Linked DNA regions of Homo sapiens: region 2 is linked to region 1. A link is a loop called in an ENCODE intact Hi-C map of the cell type or tissue named here. Cell type or tissue: heart left ventricle. All regions are shown on one strand. Each heading gives the region's core, and the rest is flanking DNA. Links, peaks and the distances in the headings are about the cores only.

Evidence for each region. A loop is a pair of places that touch in the nucleus more often than their neighbours do. Peaks named below come from ENCODE experiments on the same cell type or tissue, not always from the same donor. Only the 100,000 strongest peaks of a DNase experiment are listed, where the experiment ranks them.
Region 2: a loop joins it to region 1, with 2.6 times the contacts of the local background. A loop is called at or near these places in 20 of 110 quality-filtered maps.

Annotation. Positions count from the first base shown.
Region 1 is chr9:2,832,558-2,842,638 of GRCh38, forward strand. It overlaps PUM3 (pumilio RNA binding family member 3), which reads right to left. Exons shown (of 18, transcript NM_014878.5): 2 at 5,869-5,960; 3 at 4,623-4,844; 4 at 1,474-1,609; 5 at 800-875. The coding sequence starts at 5,950. Among named protein-coding and RNA genes, the nearest start is that of PUM3, 6.5 kb to the right of the region's middle. In heart left ventricle, for the core only: a CTCF peak has its summit at 5,495; no DNase peak of the experiment used is centred there; H3K4me3 peaks cover 1,363 bases; H3K27ac peaks cover 661 bases.
Region 2 is chr9:2,249,423-2,259,503 of GRCh38, forward strand. No RefSeq gene overlaps it. Among named protein-coding and RNA genes, the nearest start is that of SMARCA2, 240 kb to the left of the region's middle. In heart left ventricle, for the core only: no CTCF peak of the experiment used is centred there; no DNase peak of the experiment used is centred there.

The DNA.
Region 1 (10,081 bases), core at 809-8,808:
ACTCACTTCTAACACCATGGTCATACAGCTGTGACCTCAGGGTAGTTGAGAAAGAATCCTGAGTGAAATATTTATAAATTGTCGGAGCTGAGGGGGCAGTCCTATCGTAAAAAGATCCTGCTGAATTTATAAGAAAGCGGCAGCTGATGACTTGCTACTTTCCTTCAAACTGTAATATAGCATCTGGTTAGACCTATGCATCTGACTTGACAAAGGCTGCCCCTCCAGGTGCCGTAAAACTATGAGAATCTGTTGTCTTCCAAGCCATTATGTATTAATCCAAATACACAAGAGTCACAGGAAATTTATTACAAAACAGGATTAAGCAGCAACAATGAAAACTACTTTAGAATTCTGAAATGATTATATTTTAGTTAAAGATCTTCGCATGATGTTTACAAAAGCATGGAGGAAAAGAATGAAGTAATATGTTCACATCACAAATATAAAGAAGTTGGCAATTGAGAACATACTAAATTATATGGAGTTTAGAACAACACATTTATAAAATACTACTGAACTAATAAACTTCTCAAGATAACTTTAAGGAAACACTGGCTTATTTTAAGAATTATTAAAAAATGACTGAAAAGACTGATAATCTTTTCAAAACTCCCTAGCAGTAAGGTCCCTCACTTTTAAATTTTTATGTAGTTCAGTGTTATGGAAGATATTTAAAACTTTTGGCCAAATACACCGGAAACAATGATAAGATCATCTGTCATGAATGGTCAGCTACTCCTGAGAGTGAGGCAACTTCAACTGTTAAAAATTGCAACAATGAGTATATGCTACTTACAGTTTTAATTTTCCCTTGAATCAACTTCTGCAAATCACTCATTAACTTTACTCTTTTTTCTTTGTCACAGTCTTTTCTACAAATGAGGAGAGGAAGGAAACACAGTTGAAATAAAGAAGTTATTTTAAACACACAAAATTAAAAACTGTACCAGTATATGTTCTCCAAGTTCAGCATGATTTTCTTTTCTAAGGCAGCAAACCTCTGCCATTAAAATTACTATTCCAGAGCAGCCAGACAAAAGTAATTTTCTCAAAGGCAGAAACTCATCTCAAAAGGTATAATTTTAGGTATCAATCCAAATCTTAACAGCCAGAACTTCAGAAGTAAAAAAAATAATAAAACAAATCTAAGATAACAAATACTGAAGTATCTCAAAATCTAGCTGATAAGAAATTGTCCTTCATTTTCTCAGAAATCTCTCAGGAAGAATGTCAAATTTATTTCAACCTCATACATTTTCATAAGCATATCCGATGCCATCATAATGATTCTACACACTTCTGTGACGGGCAGACTTCCAAGTACTGATGTCTCTAATGGGGTGTCATGAGGACCCCCTCAATAACCCAAGTGCTATGTCATTTATTTTAGGACATCTCACTATTTACAAGGTACACTGACTTCTCCACTGTTGCAAAGGGACTAACAAAGGCATCTTTAGGTAGAATTACCTTCTTAAAATCTCCCACATCTGCTTTGCCCGAACAACAATGTCATAGTTGGTTTTATCACTGAGTTGTCTGCTTTGCTTCAGTTCTTTCTTCTTCTTTTTGAAGTCATCCCATTTGGGCTTCTTGGCTGCTGATTCTAGTTATTATAGAAATTATTTTCAATTACATTTAACATTCTAAGTGTCATACACCAATACAAATTAGGTAAAAAGGGCAATCACTAATCAGGATCAATGCTCATTCTGGAAGCTAAAAAGGGGAACATACCATCCCCCATATATACTTCACTTTGCTTTCTGAGCAGTTTGTACATTTTACATTTGGTTAAATTTAAATCTTCATTAATTCTTCTAACAGGATACCTATTAAGAGAAAAGGACACTAAAAGAATTACAAAAGTAACTAGAATATTTTAAATATCTTTTTCAATTGTGAAATAAAATTCTACTTTTTAAGATTAAGATCATTGGACTTTAGGTATAATTAACTTCCAATGAAAACAAAAATTAGTCCAAATGAAAACAAGAAAAACAACTTCGAAAATTCACTGTTCTGAGTGCTGTTGTATATTAAGTCACTTATTTCTTACAACAACTCGAAGAGGTAGGTATTAATATTACCCTCTCTTCCATGGTGGGGAAAAAGAACAAAGCAGTTGAGCTCTCTATCTGAGGCCACACAACCTGCAATGGTAGAATTAGGACTCAAACCTAGAAACAACCCTCTGCTGTCTTAGTCATGACAATGAACAACCAAAATTTCCAAGTTCGCCACAAACAGAGTGATACTATAAAAGTCGAATATCTATCACCACTTTTTTGTCTTCAAAATCCAAGTAACTTACCAATTGAACTAATGATGCCAAACAAAGAACAACTTACTAAAATGGGTATTATTTACATGAGTATCTGGCACAGAATCTTTTGGGGGAATTAGTCACTTCTAACTATCTCCCTGTCTCTATAAAAAACTGGGAAAAATGCAAAAAAAAAAAAAAAGAAAAGAAAAACCCTGTAAAACCAAAACCTAGCTATAGCCACTGATAATTTTCCCCTTGCTTCTTCTCCATACATGTTTTAATCTTTAAAAACTCAAAAAGTGGCCAGCTGCAGTGGCTCACGCCTATAATCCTAGCACTTTGGAAGGCTGAAGAAGAAGAATCATTTGAGGCCAGGAGTTTGAGATCAGCCTGGGCGAAATAGTGAGACCCCGTCTCCACAAAAAATTAAATTAAAAAATTAGCCGGGTGTGGTGGTACATGCCTGCAGTCCCAGCTACTTGGGAGGCTGAGGCAGGAGGATCACTTGAGTCCAGGAGGTTGAGGATGCAGTGAGCCATCATCACGCCATTGCACTTCACAGTCTGGGCAACAAAGTGAGACCCTCAAAAAAGAAAAAAATTCAGAATCTGCCTTCACTCAATATGATTAGATTATGTTTGCTCATGAAATTAACATTCCTCAAGAACATAATTTTTAATGGCTATCCAATATACTACAATGTATTTATTATTCCTTTATTGTTTACTTATATATTCATTCCCTGTCTGGTAATACAAAAGATTATAGGCAACAGAGGGCATATTTACCATTATATTAATATGGTATCCTCTACTATACAATAGAGGATAGGAACTGATCCAGGGCTAATTTAATTCCATAAATATTTGGGTACCCTTGACATATGTCATGCTAGGCTGCAGTACATTTATCAGTGTGGGGGTTGTCTAGTAACCAATCTCTCATGTTATTTTATCAGTCTAGTTACTGATACAAAAATATGAGAAAATGAAATCCAGAGTCCCATTTTGAGATATCAGGAACATATCTCCCATAGCAAAAGAAATCATAACTTTCCTCATATCAATGTGAGAAATTAATGTATATGTGTTTAAAATGCAGGCATCAAAAACTCCAGTAGAGAAAGAAAGATTTGGGATCTAGTAGAGAGGTTAGGAAAGAGAAAGTAGAAAAGAGAGCTGGAAGAGAAACTTCTGGCAATTGGGGAGGAGGAAGATGAGGGAGAAAGAAAAAATGAAAAGAGAAGATCAAGACTGGAGCATGAAAAGATCCTGGAGCCCTAATGGGAAACGATGGCATTTCCCCTCCTTCCTCTCTCCCTACCTCCTTGTCTTAAGGCTGCTGTCCCTCTGGTAAGCAGCCCTTAGGCAGGGTAAAAAGCAAGCACCAGGACTAGGGGATGGCACTGAGAAAACCATCCCCAGTGGTCTCAGCTGGCAACAAAGGAGCAGTGTTAAGACACGCTGTGCTGGAGAAAAAGAGAATAAAAGGCACCAGAAAAATTCTCAGGATGTTGCAAAGAAAGTAATGATATGACAATCCACATAACCTGGAAACTGCTTGTTTGAGATCAGTGCAGGACAAAGCACGACAGCGGAATGTTATAAAATAGAGAGCAAAGTTCTGGGTTAGAAATGACCCACTGAACATCGTTGACAGAGATGGGCAGTTTGTTTCAACAGACAAGCACGAGACCTGCCAATACTTCCAATCAGTGAGCAACTTGTCCTGAATCAATTAAAATCAAATCTGTCATGTGTGCACAACACCTTCTCTGGAACTACTATGGATCTGCGCCATCAGAGGGATTTATTGTATTAGACTGGCCTAAGCTCTGTGAAGGCAGGGTCTCTATGTTTCTTGCTCACCAAAGCATCCTTAACCAAGGCTGACACTTAGCTGGGGACAGACTGATTCTTTAAAGCCAGATTCTATGATTAGTTGGGGCCTGTATCCTTACTGATTATTTTTGTGTGTGTGCGTGTGTGTGTGTGTGTTTTGCCCTATCTCCTGGTACAATGCATAGAAAACTCAAATACTCGTTCGATGAACGAATAAATTTTAGCTTATAAAAAGAAATGTTTTATTGAGGTTCCACTGTATAAAGCCATTATAATTTAACTTAACTCCATGGCTAAGGTAATTCAGAAAAGGGCTAAGAAATAAGAAACTCTAAGCACCAGAGGAAAATTGTGAGCATGAAAGATGCTTTGTTGTTTATTTAAGCCACCTACCTGTCCCAAAATGTTACCTGCCAAGGAATAAGAATGTGAGGTTTCTAACGCACCTCCAGAGTCCCTGTGCACAATCGTTCAGGCACTAGTTCAGGCATGAACGAACCAGTACTTACCATCGCTTCTACCATCTGGCTGGAATTTTCTCTTCTTGTTGAATTTATTTGCCGGCTGGAATTTGTTCTTTGGTGATTTGTCCCCTTGCTGCTTATTCTTGAACTGCTTTACACCCTTTTTCCCAAGTTTTGTGATACTTTTCTCAAAGTTCCTAGATGTGACTTTAGGTCCACCTTCTTTAGCAACTTTCCTTGTTGGAAATGTCTTTGAAGAACCAGAATCTAGTGACAATAATAATTATAAGTTCAATGATTCTGGGCCCAAATCTCTTTTATCTATTGGATTATATCCATTACAGAAAATTATACTTTTTAATCCCAATACCATGTCTTACTCTCAAATATGCAACATATAGCCTTTTGAGTAGAACTGGATTTAAACAATCAAAACAAAAATAAAAAATTCTTTCCTTGATTATAAAACCACCTAGAGAGTAGAGAAATGTAAAATAAAAGCTACCCATGATTCTACCACTAAAGATAAACACTGGTGTCAGTTTGGTATGTTTCTCTAGTTTTAAGCATATAGCAGAGCTATTATTTATATACCTTTGTATTCTGCTTTAATGATGGTCTACACAGAATTTTCAAGAGTTCAATAACAAAAGAAGTCTTAAGAAATGACTTCTTGAACATTCTTGAAATTTGGAAAGTATATCATAAGGACATCTAAAATGTTAATTTTAAAATTTTCTAGTTTTAAGAAAATTTTAAAGCCTATATTAAAATTATTTATCAAAAACTTTTGATCAAGAAGGCTTACAAATTAGTACCTAACAAATGAGATGCAAACAGTAATGGCTAACATTAAGGAAACATTAATCATTTGTATAGTCCCTTGACTTTTCTGTTTTACAATACTGACACCTGATGGAATAATAAAGACATCACCATTATAAATTCTGAACCTAAACGTATTTGGCTTATGAGCAGTATGTATTAAACAGTCCTAATTTATCAAATGTTAAAATAAAATGTATGGTGAACTAGTGTGAATAAAATGAGGCAACAGCAGCAACAACTGAGATAAGGAGTCTTTCATGAATAAGGCATTCCTCAATCATTCTTGCAATTTCTTAAGTGTCTAAATGTCATGAGCAACATGTTAACTCATACACAATAACACATACTTCTTCCTACTATTTTAATCCTAATCCTAGCCAATGAATACAGATTGAAATTTACTACATGCCCTCCCATCCCCCAATTATAACAGCCAAACACCCACATGGGAAGCATATCTTACCACTATTTTTATGAAATCTGTTTTTTTCTTGTGCTGTCTTTGTACTCTTTCCTGTGAATTGCTTTTTCCCTTTAACTTCCATCGTAGCAACTCTGGAAAACCAAAACCAAAACCAAAAACAATCACTGCAGTTCTCTTCATCAAATAAGAGCTGTTTCATAGTCATTGCCACATTTAGTCCTTCAGTCTACAAATACAATACAAATCAGCCAGATATAGAATGGACAAGTACTTAAATCCAGCAATTTTGCAATCACTGACTCAAATTTTAAAACTGAAAATGAACAAGGTATCAATAAAAAAACTAAGAACAACACACACCCTGGCCAGTGTTTGATATCTCTGGAGGCATCACTTCACTTCCACAATAGTACTGGCTAAAAATAGACCACTATTGACACTAAGTATAATAAGCATCAGAGTTTGCATTTTGTAACCTGGGAAGACTAGGGGATGAATAACTGACAAAATTATCGCTTGATTTCTTGGAGCCTAAAAAGCCAGGAACAAACAATAGGCTGCATGTACCACTACATGCATTTAATATAAGAAAATAAAGGATTATCTGAAAGATTCCTATGCAATCCAACACAGCTAAAACAAAGATTAGCATCCAGTGTTTAATCTGTGATTGTTTTAGACGCAGCCAAGCAATTGGCAGTGAACTCCAAAATAAGATGTTGAAATAGTTAATATTTCATTGAAAGGAATCTGTCTAATAGGCGCTTTATAGGCTACTGAGACACCATGGTGCACAGGATAAACAAGTTATAACCCCTCACCTACCCAAGGTCCCTGAAAGCAGCAGAACAGATCAAGAGAAAAAGCCATTTGGCTCATTTCTCCACTTTCCAAAGTTGGACGATCAACTCATTTGAAAGCTGGCTGTAAACAACAGATGTTAGGGATCCCTAGACAACACCAGATATTTCTAGATTAGAATTGCCCATTCAAGAACTAATTTCTCAGGATATTACCATAAGAGAAAAGAAGGGTTCTGGGATAAAATATATTTGGGAAACAGTAAGTTAAATGACAAGAATCAGCCCGTAAGAAAAGGCTTTTCAGATTCTTTAATTTGCTAATATATACAATCAATTCTCAAGCAAAGGCTAAAGGATGCAGGATTTTCCAACTCCAGTTGAACCACTTTTTCCTGGAACATCATAAGGGAACAGCAGACTTCCAAGGAGTACTCTGGAAAGTGCTGTTCTAATCTAGACTTTTCTAATGATTTTGAAAAATGGACAGTCCCTGAATTACTCAGCTTCCTCAGGGCATTTAGAACTGAAGGGTCACATTATTACTTGGCTATGGCCATCATAACCATACCTGCATCTCTCAGCTCTTCTACACCTGTAGTTTTCTAAGAATCCATTCATTTACATGTTTTCTCTGTATGTTTGTTCTAATTTTTATATTGAAATAATTTTAGCTTTACAAAAGAGTTGAAAAGATACACAGTTCACATATACCCTTTCCCCAGCTTCCCCTAATGTTAACATACAGTTAACTAAGCTACAGAGTTGAGTTGGAGTTTACCAGTTTTTCCACTAATATCCTCTTTCTGTACCAGGATACACTGAATCTGGCCATCAAGTCTCCTTTGTATTTTGTAGAATATTCCTCATTTGGGGTTTGCCTGATGTTTTCTCATGATTAGGCTAAGGCTACACATTTTTTGGAAGACTACCAGAGGTCAAGCTTTCTTCTGGTAGTACTCTATCAAGAGGTACATGACATTAACATGACTTATTACTGTTTATGTTAACCGTGTTCACTTGGTCAAAGTAGTGTTTTCCAGGTTTCTCCACTGTGAAGTTGCCACTTTAACCTTTCCATCTTTATTAGATCCAAACCACCAAGTCCAGCCCAAAGTCAGAGGAAAATTAAGCTCCACTTCCCAGAAGGAGGGGTACTAAAGAATCCAGGCATACGTTAAACTACCACAGCAATTAATAAACATTTTAGACAAGATGTTTGGAGAATATGTAGACATCCTATGTCCTCCTAAGTTTTACCTGCTAACTTTAGCATTTGTCGGTGGATATCGCCTGCAGCAATTACTGCATTTAAATGGTGATCTTCTATTTCTCTTATTACTTTTGCCTTTGTTATTCTCAACTTTTCTGTAGGGAAGACTTGTCCCATCTTTTCCATCTATTTACTTGTATCATATAGTCTCAGATATTTATTTCATTCCTTGGTTATAATCCAATACCACTGTTATTTTGTTGCTCAAATAATGCTAGCTCCAGCCAGGGGGAAGTTTCTCAGGTTGCTTCTGTGTCCTTTTGACGCGGCCCAACTGTTTTGTTTTGCTTTTAAAGCACATCCTTATTTCCTGGCACTGGCTCCAGGTTCCTTCTGTATTTTCCTTAACCTAGCCCTGAAATCAGCCACTTCTCCAAGGAATCCTGGTTCCTTTCATTGAGAATGGTATTTAAAAACCAAGATCTGAGTGCTAGGCGCACTTGTTGTCACTGAGGTGTCCCTGTTTCTATGTCCTTTCGGCAGACAGATTCAGGAAACACATATATGTATATTAACTTATGCATATGCACATACCTATATTTATTTTTATATCTATTACAATAACTTGAAGCTCATACTGATGTTTCCAAATCTAATCAAGCACCACATATTTTCCTCCAGGCATCTCCTCTTGCTCATTTGTAACTTCCTTCTCTGACAGTGAGCAACCTGCTTCCCACCATCTACAATTTATTTATACACATATTCCACCCTACTATACATGCATAGTTTCAGAATTGCTAACCTGTACCCCGTGAGAAATAAATTTACAATGACAGTACAGTGTTGACGTACAATTCTTTTTTGTATCCATTCAAAATACTTTTCCAAAGTTACTTAGAGGCTTGCATGGTGGCTCACACCTGTAATCCCAGCACTTTGGGAGGCTGAGGCAGGTGGATTACCTGAGGTCAGGAGTTCAAGACCAAACCCCATCTCTACTAAAAATACAAAATTTAGCTGGGCATGGTGGTGTTGCAAACATGTAATCCCAGCTACTCAGGGGGCTGAGGCAGGAAAATCACCTGAACCCAGGAGGCAGAGGCTGCAGCGAGCTGAGATTGTGCCACTACACTCCAGCCTGGGCAACAGAGTGAGACTCTATTTCAAATGTTAAACTACCATAGCAATTAATAAACATTTCAGACAAGATGTTTGGAGAATATATGGACATCCTACCTCCTCTTAAGTTTTACTTGCTAACTTTAGCATTCAAGTCAGTGTATTCTGCCTGCAGCAATTACTGCTGCAGGCCAAAAAAAAAAAAAAAAGGTTCTTAGATCAGCCCTTCGGCCCCTCACCCTCTTTAGTGAAGTTACATGTTTATAATATAGTTTAACTGATTTGTCACAGCCTGCATTCCATCCCCAGAAATGCTGGCAGATTTATTAAATGTGCATATAGTCAAGTTTACTCTTTCTGGTGTATAATTCCACGGGCTTCAACAAATGGCTAAGACTCATGCATCCACTACCACAGTATCTTACAGAAAAGTCCTGTCACTCTAAAAAGTCCCCTGGTACAGCTCCTTTGTATTCAACTCCTTCCCTCTTTCCTGACTGCCAATGATTAGGTTTTCACTCCTGTTTTGTCTTTTCCAGAATGGCATTCTTATACATGGAATCATACAATATGTAACTTTTTGAGTCTTGCTTTTTGCACTGGGCAAAATGCAATTTGCTTTGCTTGGGAACCCTGTACCTTCGTAATGAATCATCACATTCAATAGTGTCTCTTGGAATTCGCCCCCCTTTTTCCTTTCCCTCTATTACCCCATTCAGGCTCCTGTTACCTCTTGCTCAGTTTTGTTTAGATCCTATCTGCTTTGATCCACTTTCCGCTGCCTGATTAACCTTCCAGTAGCACACCTATTTCATGTCATTTCCATGCTCCAATAGCTTCAAAGCTTTCCCACTGCCTTCAGGAAAAAGTTCCAACTCAGGCATTCACAGCCATTCAAAATGTGGTCTTAATTCACCCCACTCATCACCACCACACAGGAGCCACTATTCTTATCAGAATAGTGAAGTTTAAAGCCATTCTCTCTACCAACACAATTTCTACCCATCCTTCAAATTCAGTTTAAATGACATTTTCTTATAGACCAACCTCTACATGTTAGCATTCCTCAAATCTTTGCCCTAGGGAACTTCCCTTCTCTCTCCACACTTCTCCCTAG
Region 2 (10,081 bases), core at 1,184-9,183, 580 kb before region 1:
AGGCACGCACCACCACACCCTGTTAATTTTGCATTTTTAATAGAGACGGGGTTTCACCCTGTTGACCAGGCTGGTCTCGAACTCCTGACCTTGGGTGATCCACCCGCTGTGGCCTCCCAAAGTGCTGGGATTACAAGCGTGAGCCACTGCGCCCGGCCCACAGTCACCATCTTTAAAAGTCGTACCTTTCTTATCTCAGAGTTCCCAGTTCTCCCTGTAATAAGATTTCTTTCTGTCCAAACATAAAATAAAATAAATCGGTGAAACTTGGTTTGTTTATTGAAACAAAATACAGTGAAAAAGCATAAGACAGTTTCCTCTGGGTTTTGTGATTTATATTCACAAAGTTATTCTTCACATTGACCTTTGCAAAGATCCTTCTATTTGAATCACTCACTTCTCTTTAGAATTGTGCGATAGCTTGTCAAGCTTCAACTGCACGTGCCTCAGTCTAACAAAGGCTATTATCAGGGACGATTTGTTTCAAGGGTTCCTCCTCTAGCGGGATGATTATTTAGACAGAAGTTGTCCCCCTGAATGTCTCCTCAAGAAATTTGAAACATAAAGACTATAACAAGGTTGAACTTTGTCTTCAATCAGCTATAAACTTTCTTTATTCCTCTTCCATATGCAAACTGTTTACATGTCAGCAATTTGTCTATTTTTATTTTTAAAGGGACTATGGGAATGTATCTGTGTTAAGACTGGATTTGAATTCCTTACTCATTAAAAAACCTTTTTTAAAAAAAGTAATCCACCATTCAATAAATTGGACAGCCGCATTCTCAAATGCATTTGGCTATTGAAGTCATTAGACAATGGAAACATTTAGACCAGGTTTGCAAACCTTATCTGCATGGCTCATTCTCTTGCTGCATTCAGATCTCTGTTGAGATGTCACCTGCTTTGAGAAACCTCCCTTGATCATCCTCTCTAAACTAATTATCCTCATCACACTTTATTATCTTATTCCGCTTGATTGTTCTTTCTAGTGCTTATCACTATCTAATATAATAGCATATACGCAGCCTGAGCAACAAACCAAGACCCCAGCTCCACAAAAAAATTAAAAAACCAGCCAGGTGTGGTGGTGCATGCCTGTAGTCCCAGATAGTTGGGAGGCTGAGGTGGGAGGATGCTTGAGTCCAGGAGGTGAAGGCTGCAGTGAATCATGATCACACCATGCACTCCAGCCTGGACAACAGAGTGAGACCCTGCCTCAAAAAAAAAAAAAAAAGTATATATGTGTTGATTTATTTGTCATCTTTATCTCCCAGAATGGAAACTTCCTGAAAACAGAAATTTATTTTGCTCGTTGCCAATCCCTGGAGCCTAGCGCTTAGTAGATGCTCAATTAATTTTTTTTATTTTTTATTTTTTGAGACAGAGTCTTGCTCTGTCACCCAGGCTGGAGTGCAGTGGCACAACCTTGGCTCAATGCAACCTCTGCCTCTCGGGTTCAAGTGATTCTCCTGCCTCAGCCTCCCGAATAGCTGGGATTACAGGCATCCGCCACCATGCCCGACTGATTTTTGTCTTTTTAGTAGAAACAGGGTTTCACCATGTTGGCCAGGCTGGTCTCGAACTCCTGACCTCAAATGATCTGCCCACCTCAACCTCCCAAAGTGTTAGGATTACAGGCATGAGCCACCATGCCCAGCCAATAAACATTTGTTGAATGAATGATTATTTCAGTCTTATTAATAATACAAAATTAACCTACATTTCAGAAATTCCTAGTTGACGCTAGAAGCAGCAATTTCGTTTTTAAACACCAAAGTGTTTAATTGAAAACAATGTGCTGGCTAGTAGAAAGGGTGCAAGAAACAGGCTGAGGCCTCCAGGCACTAAAATCTAATACATGACATGTGATAGATCTACCTATCAATATGATCAATAACAAAGCCAGAAGCCATTTCCCAAATACTGTAAGATAATTACAGGTGAGCCCTACACAATCTAAGAATTCAGAGGAAGATTTTTTTTTTTTTTTAATTGAGGTGGTCAGGAAAGGTTTCCTGGAGGCAGGGTGTATTTTCATCTTGAATGGAGGTGCAAAAGTTAACTAACTGCAAAGTTAGGGGAACAGCTCTCATAGGAATACACTCTTCTGAAACCAATTGTGAGTTCGAGGTGTTCCCAAAACCACCCTTGGTTTTGATAACTCATTAGAAAGACTCTCAGAGGTCACTGAAAGCTATTTTATACTTGTGGTTATGGCTTATTATAAGGAAAAGATGCAGATTAAAATCAGCCAAGGGAAGAAGTAATTCATAGGGCAGAGTCAAGGAAAGGTAGCTGAAAGTGGAACTTCTAATTATCTTCTCCCCCATGGAGTAAGGAAAGTGCTGTTTTGCAGCACTGATGTGTGATAATGTGCATGGAGTATTGCCAACAAGGGAAGCTTGCTAAGCCTTGATATCCAGAATTCTCACTGGGGCTCCATCATGTAGGCACAGTCAACTGCCCACATGGTTTTTCTCAACATTTAGCCCTGCAGGAAGTCAAGCTGATACTACATGACCCAAAACTCCCACCCTAAATCACAGTGTTGTTGTGGCTCAGGGCTCCAACCTTAAAACACATTGTCACTACATGGCTGACCCAAGACACCCAGACAAACAAAGACACACCTATCCAGCATGATACTTCAAGGACTTGGAGATTACCTCCCACAGTCTGTCTTTGGGCTGGGTTAAATTCTTTACTACACAGGGAAAGAGTTTAGATAAACCTATGATCAGAATAGTAGATCACCCAATAATAAATGATCAGTAAGCCTGTGACTATATTGTTCCAGGATAATTCTGACTGTCAGAATTTGTCAGTTTTACACATAATTTTTATAAAAATAACTGCTTTTGAGAAATGAAGGTGGGTATTCAGAGTGAGCATTTATGAGGGATTCAAATTGTTTGACAGACTGTTCACATTTTCTAAGTGTCTCCAATCCTCTAATGTTGTCTCAAAGATTTAGTAAATGGGAATACTTCATTGATTGAATATTTTTTGTAATTGAATATGATTTTCTTGATTTCTCAGATGAATCAAGCACTAAGCTAGAAATGAATCCTATGGCAGTTATCTATTGCTATGTAACAAACCACTCCAAAATTTAATGGGTTAAAACAACCAAGTATCTTATTTGCTTATGATTCTCTGGGTCAGTGCTTTGGGCTAGGCTCAGGTAGATGGTTTGATATGGTTTGGCTGTGTCTCCACCCAAATCTCATCTTGAATTCCCATGTGTTGTGTGAGGGACCCGGTGGGAGGTAATTGAATCATGGGGGCAAGTCTTTCCCATGCTTTTCTCATGATAGTGAGTCTCACGAGATTCAGTGGTTCTATAAAGAGGAGTTCCCCTGCACAAGCTCTCTCTTTGCCTGCTACCATCCATGTAAGACATGACTTGCTCCTCCTTGCCTTCTGCCATGATTGTGAGGCTTCCCCAGCCATGTGGAACTGTAAGTCCATTAAACCTCTTTCTTTTGTAAATTGCCCAGTCTTAGGTATGTCTTTATCAGCAGCATGAAAACAGACTAATACATGGTTCTGCTGCTTTAGCCTGGGGTCACTTATGCAGCTGCAGCCATCTGTGACTTGACAGGGGCTGGGTGGTCTAAGAAGGCCTCACTCACATTACTGGTGGTTGGTGACATTAATCGGGGTGCCTCAGTTCTCCTCCATCTGGCCTCCCCAGCAGACCAGCTCAGACTTGTTCATATAGGGCAATATCCAAGAGGGTGAGAGAAGAAGCTACAGGCCTCTGGAAGCCAAGACAAAGAAGTCTCACAACTTTACTTCCAATGCATTCTGTTAGCCAAAGGAATCTTCAAGACCAGCCTAGATTTAAGAGCAGGGGAAATAAACTTCACCTCTTGATAGGAGTAGCTACAAAGAATATATAGCCATTAAAAAATGTCACAAGTCCTAAACACAACTTCTTTTTCTTCATTCTTTAATACAGCTTTGTAAGTAGATGGCTAGGCCCTCGCTTTCCTATAAAAAGTTGAGTGTTACTCCTGCATAAGTAGAAGACGACATTGGTTTGACTTCTCTAAGTTGCCATTTAAAAACGTTTTCAAAAGCATTTGAATGACTGTTTAATTTGTAGTGGTATTTTCTGAGTTGTTACTAATTGGTAAAAGGTTGTTTTTCTTTTCTTCTTCTTTTTTTTTAATTTGGTATTTTACTCAGGCAGACTTTTCCATGGTAGAGAAACTTGCATCCTTTAGATCTTCTATAAAACGACTCCGCGGCCTGTCCTCAATGAACACACCCACCTTCAGAGCCTGGCTAATGCGGCTGCCCTTAAATGCTGAACACCTGTGGGGAGGCCACTTCCCTGGAGAACAGGCTTCTGAAAGTAATCCCCTTCCCTGTGAGAAAGGCTTCCTGGAAACAACTGGAGCCACTCTATAGAGAAAAAATATTTAATAGATGTTGCAGCTGGGCTGTCAGAGGAGTTTAATTCCAAAGGAAGGAGAACTGACTTGAGGATGAAATAGATGCACAGAGATAAGTGAGGTGCTGGGTTGTGCTGTGGCTTTTACCAAGGCTTTGTGCACTGCGAGTTCCCCCAGTACCTTGAGACTTGCATTTCTGGAGAAGTAAAAATTAGTCACTCAGAGAACAGAACTAAAATTTCAAATAGTGTAAGTTGTCACCAGTGATCTTTATCAATGCAGACCTGAGTCTTATAACAAAATACTTTATTCCCTCTGTGGTTATTAAAATTTCATTGCTCCAAATGACAGTTCCCTTTTCTGGCTCCCCTGGGGAATCAACTGTATTTGACTTCATGGTCAGTGGTCAGCTGGATGGCTATGTTTTCGGATGTCTACTTATTCAGATTTTTCTTTCCTGCTGCCTGAAAGCAAGGCTCAACATTGGCGCAATCTGCCCTGGTGCAGAGGAAGTGATTGGGAATGTAGAGGAACCACCCTGCTCATATCAGCAGTGAAATATTTTCAAGGAATTGACCTTGGAGTTTCTGCCAGTTGGAAACCATGGTAACCACTGCTTGCCCCTGGAAAATTATTTCTCCTCACAGCATCCCTGTCAATCAGTATATGCTTCCTCCAACCTTCAAAGCTGTGATCCTTAAAAAGGATATCGCAGCTAAAACCTATGATTCAAAAATGTGGATGACCCTTGGTGTTTGAGACCCAGGGAGGCCCAAGTCCTTCGTGCTCCAATTCAGAGGCCTTAGGCAAATAATAGTAGCTAGTATTTATATGGGACTGAATATCCAGCAATAACTTTTTAAAGAATTTTATACATGCTGTATTAGCTCATTTAATGCTTACAACCTCCTAAAAGAGGTGCAATTATCTTCATTTTGCATGTGAGGAAACAAGGCACACAGATTAGAACACTGACATGGGATCAATGAGGCAGGCTATCTAATCCAGGCAGCCTGCTCTGGAATCCATGTAAAAACCACTGTTTTGCCTATCATTAAAGAGAGTAAACTCTTTCTGGGTTGAGAGGAGATAGCAACCCTTTGCCGGTGAGTTTTCCCCTTTGGAATATATCACTCCTTGCCACCTCATCATCCTGGCTGTTAAGGCCCTTGTACTCATCTGGGTCTAAATAGAAAAGCAAAAAACACTTCAAGTATTTATAAAAGAAGAAATTTACTACAAAGCCATTGGTTACCCAGGTGATGGAGGAGTTGAGAGCCAAATATGGGATGGCAAAATCACCTAAAACTAGTGACAGCAGGCGGCAGAGCCAGAGGAAAGGGGTTGTGTTTCAGAAGCCCAGCCGCTGATGTCACCTAGCTAAACCTGGAACCACAGCAATATCTTCTGGAGGCAGACGGAGCCACAGGGGAGTCTCTCAACTCCTTCTTTCCAGTTCGTTCTCCACATTGCTGCCAGGTTGGCCCTTCTAATCTCAGATCTAATCCTGTCGTGTCCTGACGCCATAGTGTACAAACATCTGACACTTCTGCCCCACCAGAGAGCGCCTTATACCGCAGCATCTCTGAACTCTACAATGGCTCCCAAACACACTGTACGTTTTTCCACTCTTTGTCTCTGATCTGTCTGTCCACGCATTCTCAAATGCTGTATCAGCCAGAGTACCAACTGGGAAATTGTAGCACACCCAAAATGTTGTCCAAAGGGATATACGTATAAAGGGAAACTTTCACAGGAGGGGGAATGCAGGCAGGAGAACCTCAAGGGCTGATGCAGTAACATAGGGTCAGCCACAGTGGAGACATTACTACTCGCGTGCTGGAAGGCAAGAGGGGAGAGTATTTACTGGGACTCAAAAAGAGAGGTTCCCGTAGGGTCACTTTGAGAGGAGCCATGTCCTTTGATTTAGAAACGGCCAGCCTGAAGCAACTTCTCAAGGAATGAAACCAGAGGAATAAAATATCCTGACCTCACTCTCCTCTTCCACCAATTGCCTGTTTGGGCTACCCATTGACCACCATAACTTAAAGCCAAAGGGTTCAAGAACCTGTTGATATGATTCATCCAGGTCAGAAGTGTGGGATTTGGAGGGGCAAACAGGATGTCTAGCACACATGCCTTTTCCTGACATTTCCACTGCACATTTCTGCCATCCATTCTGGAAGACAAAGCCCACATGTTACCTCTTAGTGCTACCTCCAGGTCTCCCTAGCTAAGACAGTTACTCGTATCTCCCATAGTCTTTCTCACCCCTTGTGTCTGCATTATAGATGGTGTACACTCAGGGTATGTTCGTCTCCCTATTTATTAGACAATTAGTCCCTTGAGCACATACACCATCTCTATTCATATTCACAATATCTGCACCTAATGCTAGGGCATTTTTTGCACTGAAAAACATTGTGGTTGAAGAAATAAGTGAATGAATGAGCCATCTACAATAATTGGTTCCACATAGATGACACTTTCCATTAGCTCTGAGAACAGGGCATCTTCTTTCACACAGGGGTGTCACATCTTTATACAGTTTTTTATGCACTCAATTAAAAAAAATTTCAAGAACCAGACAACTAAATTTTTTTCTATGTAAACTCATCCAGACTTGATTAACCATGAACATCATCCACCTTAACTGGCCATTATATTTACAGAAGAAAGGCTCCAATAACAACTCCCATTCTTACTCCTCATCCTCCTAAGGAGATGTCAGTGTTTCAAGATGAGATTTCATGTCACTTCTCTTCTAGAAGCCTTAGATAACTGGGATATGTAGAGTTTAATATGATTCTCATGTGCAATTAATAATGTTTTTTCAGGCCGGGTATAGTGGCTCACATCTGTAATCGCAGCACTTTGGGAAGACGAGGCGGGTGGATCACCTAAGGATAGGAGTTCGAGACCAGCCTGGTCAACATGGCAAAACCCCAACTCTATTAAAAATACAAAAATTAGCTGGGTGTGGTGGCGGGAGCCTGTAATTCCAGCTAGTTGGGAGGGTGAGGCAGGAGAATCGCTTGAACCCAGGAGGCGGAGGTCAAGACTCTGTTTCAAAAAAAAAAAAAAAAAAAGAATTTTTTCAACAAAGCTGTGGATTCAGCTCTAGCATAGGTATCTGTTCAAAGCTACTTTTCGTTTGATTTAACATTACATATCAGTAAACCAGCAAGTTAGGAGCAAGATTTGTGGCCACATTACAAACAAAATCTTTCCGAGGAAGAGGATTCCAACTAAGAACCTGGGCGTTCCTAGTGTCCACCAGTCAAATAAAAACTGTATTCTCTCCTTTTTGCTGTGCTGATTAAGACAGACCACTAACGAAACAAAATTATGAGCTTAGTCCCAACGTGAGGCAGATGGTTTTGTGTTTATAGATTTGAAATGTCTGAGCTAGAAGGGGTCACAGAGGTCATCTAATTCAATTCCTTCATTTTATAAATTGGAAATAACAAAAAAAAAAACAAAATGAAAGTCAGAGGGGTTAAGTGACTAGCTCCTTGTCATAATTATGTCTGCAGACTGCTTTTAACCTTGGATCATCACACGCCCATCACTTTTGGAGAAAAAAAATGTCAAAGCACATCTCTATAATGGTGTGCATCCGATGTTTCATCATTAAGCGAGAAGGATAATGCATTGCTCTGGGGAAAGATTTTAAGGGCTTACATACAATGGAAAGAGGTACCGAAGCAACATCCTGACCATGTTAATTTCCTTTTGACTCCCTTACATCTTGTTTCTTCAGTATGTCTACTAATAAAGGGGCTCATAGCCCCCACACATTGTGTCGCTTTAATGCTTTGAGAGTTCAATAGTAAGCAATGACAAACATGTGATGCCCTGGCTCTTTCCTCTGAGAGTGCATTGGGCTGGAAAAAATGTTCAATCATCAGCAAGCTTCCTCTTTCCTGCACCTGCTGACAAACCCCAGGAGCACCTGTCTGCTGATGGACGCTAACATCCACAGATAATGCTTTAATCTTACTTTAGCTACAAGGAAGCATGGCTAGGTACTCTATATATCATTCATTTTATTCATACTCTTTGCTTAAGGTGATTTTAATGAGAGAGAAGAGAGGATAGGAAGAGAGGGAGAGGGATAGAGGATTTGTATAGAGGATCTGGAAAAGGAAACGGGGTTGTGAATTAAATATTTTATTGTCCTGGTCTGTCAGTTTTGTAATTTTGAGAATTTTTTTAAACCATTTGTGTCTCAGTTTCCCTATCTATAAAATGGGACAGATTGGACTAGGTGAATTTAGTTAAAACCCTTTTATAATTATAACACTCTGTATTTTTCCTTTAGAAAAGAGGATAGCAGCAATAAGTCAGATTCTTCCATAGGTTGCACTGATGACCTGGAGGAGCAAACACCTTGACTCTAGTTTCCATTTTAATAAAGGGAACTGTAGCTATTCTGCAGTCCTTCTCTACCTCTCTTAACCAAGCACTAGGTACATATGTTTAATGACTTTTGTTATTCTTTTAAGGCTATCTTCACACTAGAGTAATGACTTGGACAGCAACAGAAGCCTATCAGATGATAGAAGAAAACAAGGAGTGACCTGCAGAAAGACAATAAAACCTTGGCTCTATAGACTGCAGTGTCTACAACACACACTGAAAAAAGTAAATGTCAAGTGCCATATTTTGGGCTGCTTTGCCTTGTGCATCATCTTGCTCACCATGCAGTTTTTAGCAATTGAAATCAGTTGGCCTTTTCTGTGGAATACCTACGTTTCCATATCTGCTATCTTGGCAGGCCTCAGTCTCTTCTGGCGAGTAGAACTAGGTATCTTCCTCCCCACCGCCCACCCGATAACTATTTGTATCTACTCCCTAGCCATGGAGACTTCTGGTCTTTGGATAAGGAGGAAGGAGACATTTTGAGGTAGAGGTGCCTGGGGAAGAAAGAGAGATAGGATGAAGGCCACAAAGAAGATGACATGGGACAGGCCTTTCTGAGCCTGCCCACACTTGTCTTCACTTCTGTGGGACAGAGTAAGGAATTGAGAAGACTTAGAAAGACACTAGGAGGCTCTAGGCACAGCACTGGCACATCCATGCCTGAAGTCAAGTATAATGCAGAGCTGAGGAAAGGGATGTTTTGCCCACTCTTCCCAGGATTCTGCCTGTTTGGCACCCTGACCGTATAGACATCCTGTCACAGAAGACAGCCTTCATTAACACCAGGCACACAGGCAGCTACAAGGCACCTCATGAGCCCAGGAGAGAAGAACATGGGCACATTACTCGCAGAGGATTCATGGAGATAACGGCCAATGTGCGGGCTGTGCAGCAAGACTGAGGTGCTGCCATTAAACAGGTCTAGGCTCAGAGCTACTAAAAATTGGCAACTAATGTGATCTCATGTATACACGGAAGCTGCTTAGTGCTTACCAAATGTTCTAAGAGTGCCCCTACATTTCCCAGTTTTATTTGTAGTTTAGTTGCACCACAGGACTAGTTTAAGCCAGTGAGCTGTAGGCAGAAGTGAGATGTGCAATTTCTGGGTCAAATGTTAAGAGCTGGTGTCTTTCCTCCATCTCTGTCTTCCCTTCCTGTAGGAAATCATAGAGACCAGGCATTGGAAATGAAGGATCAGTAGATGGATTAAGGCTGCTCTGCTTGAATCACATGGGACTTAATGTGAACCC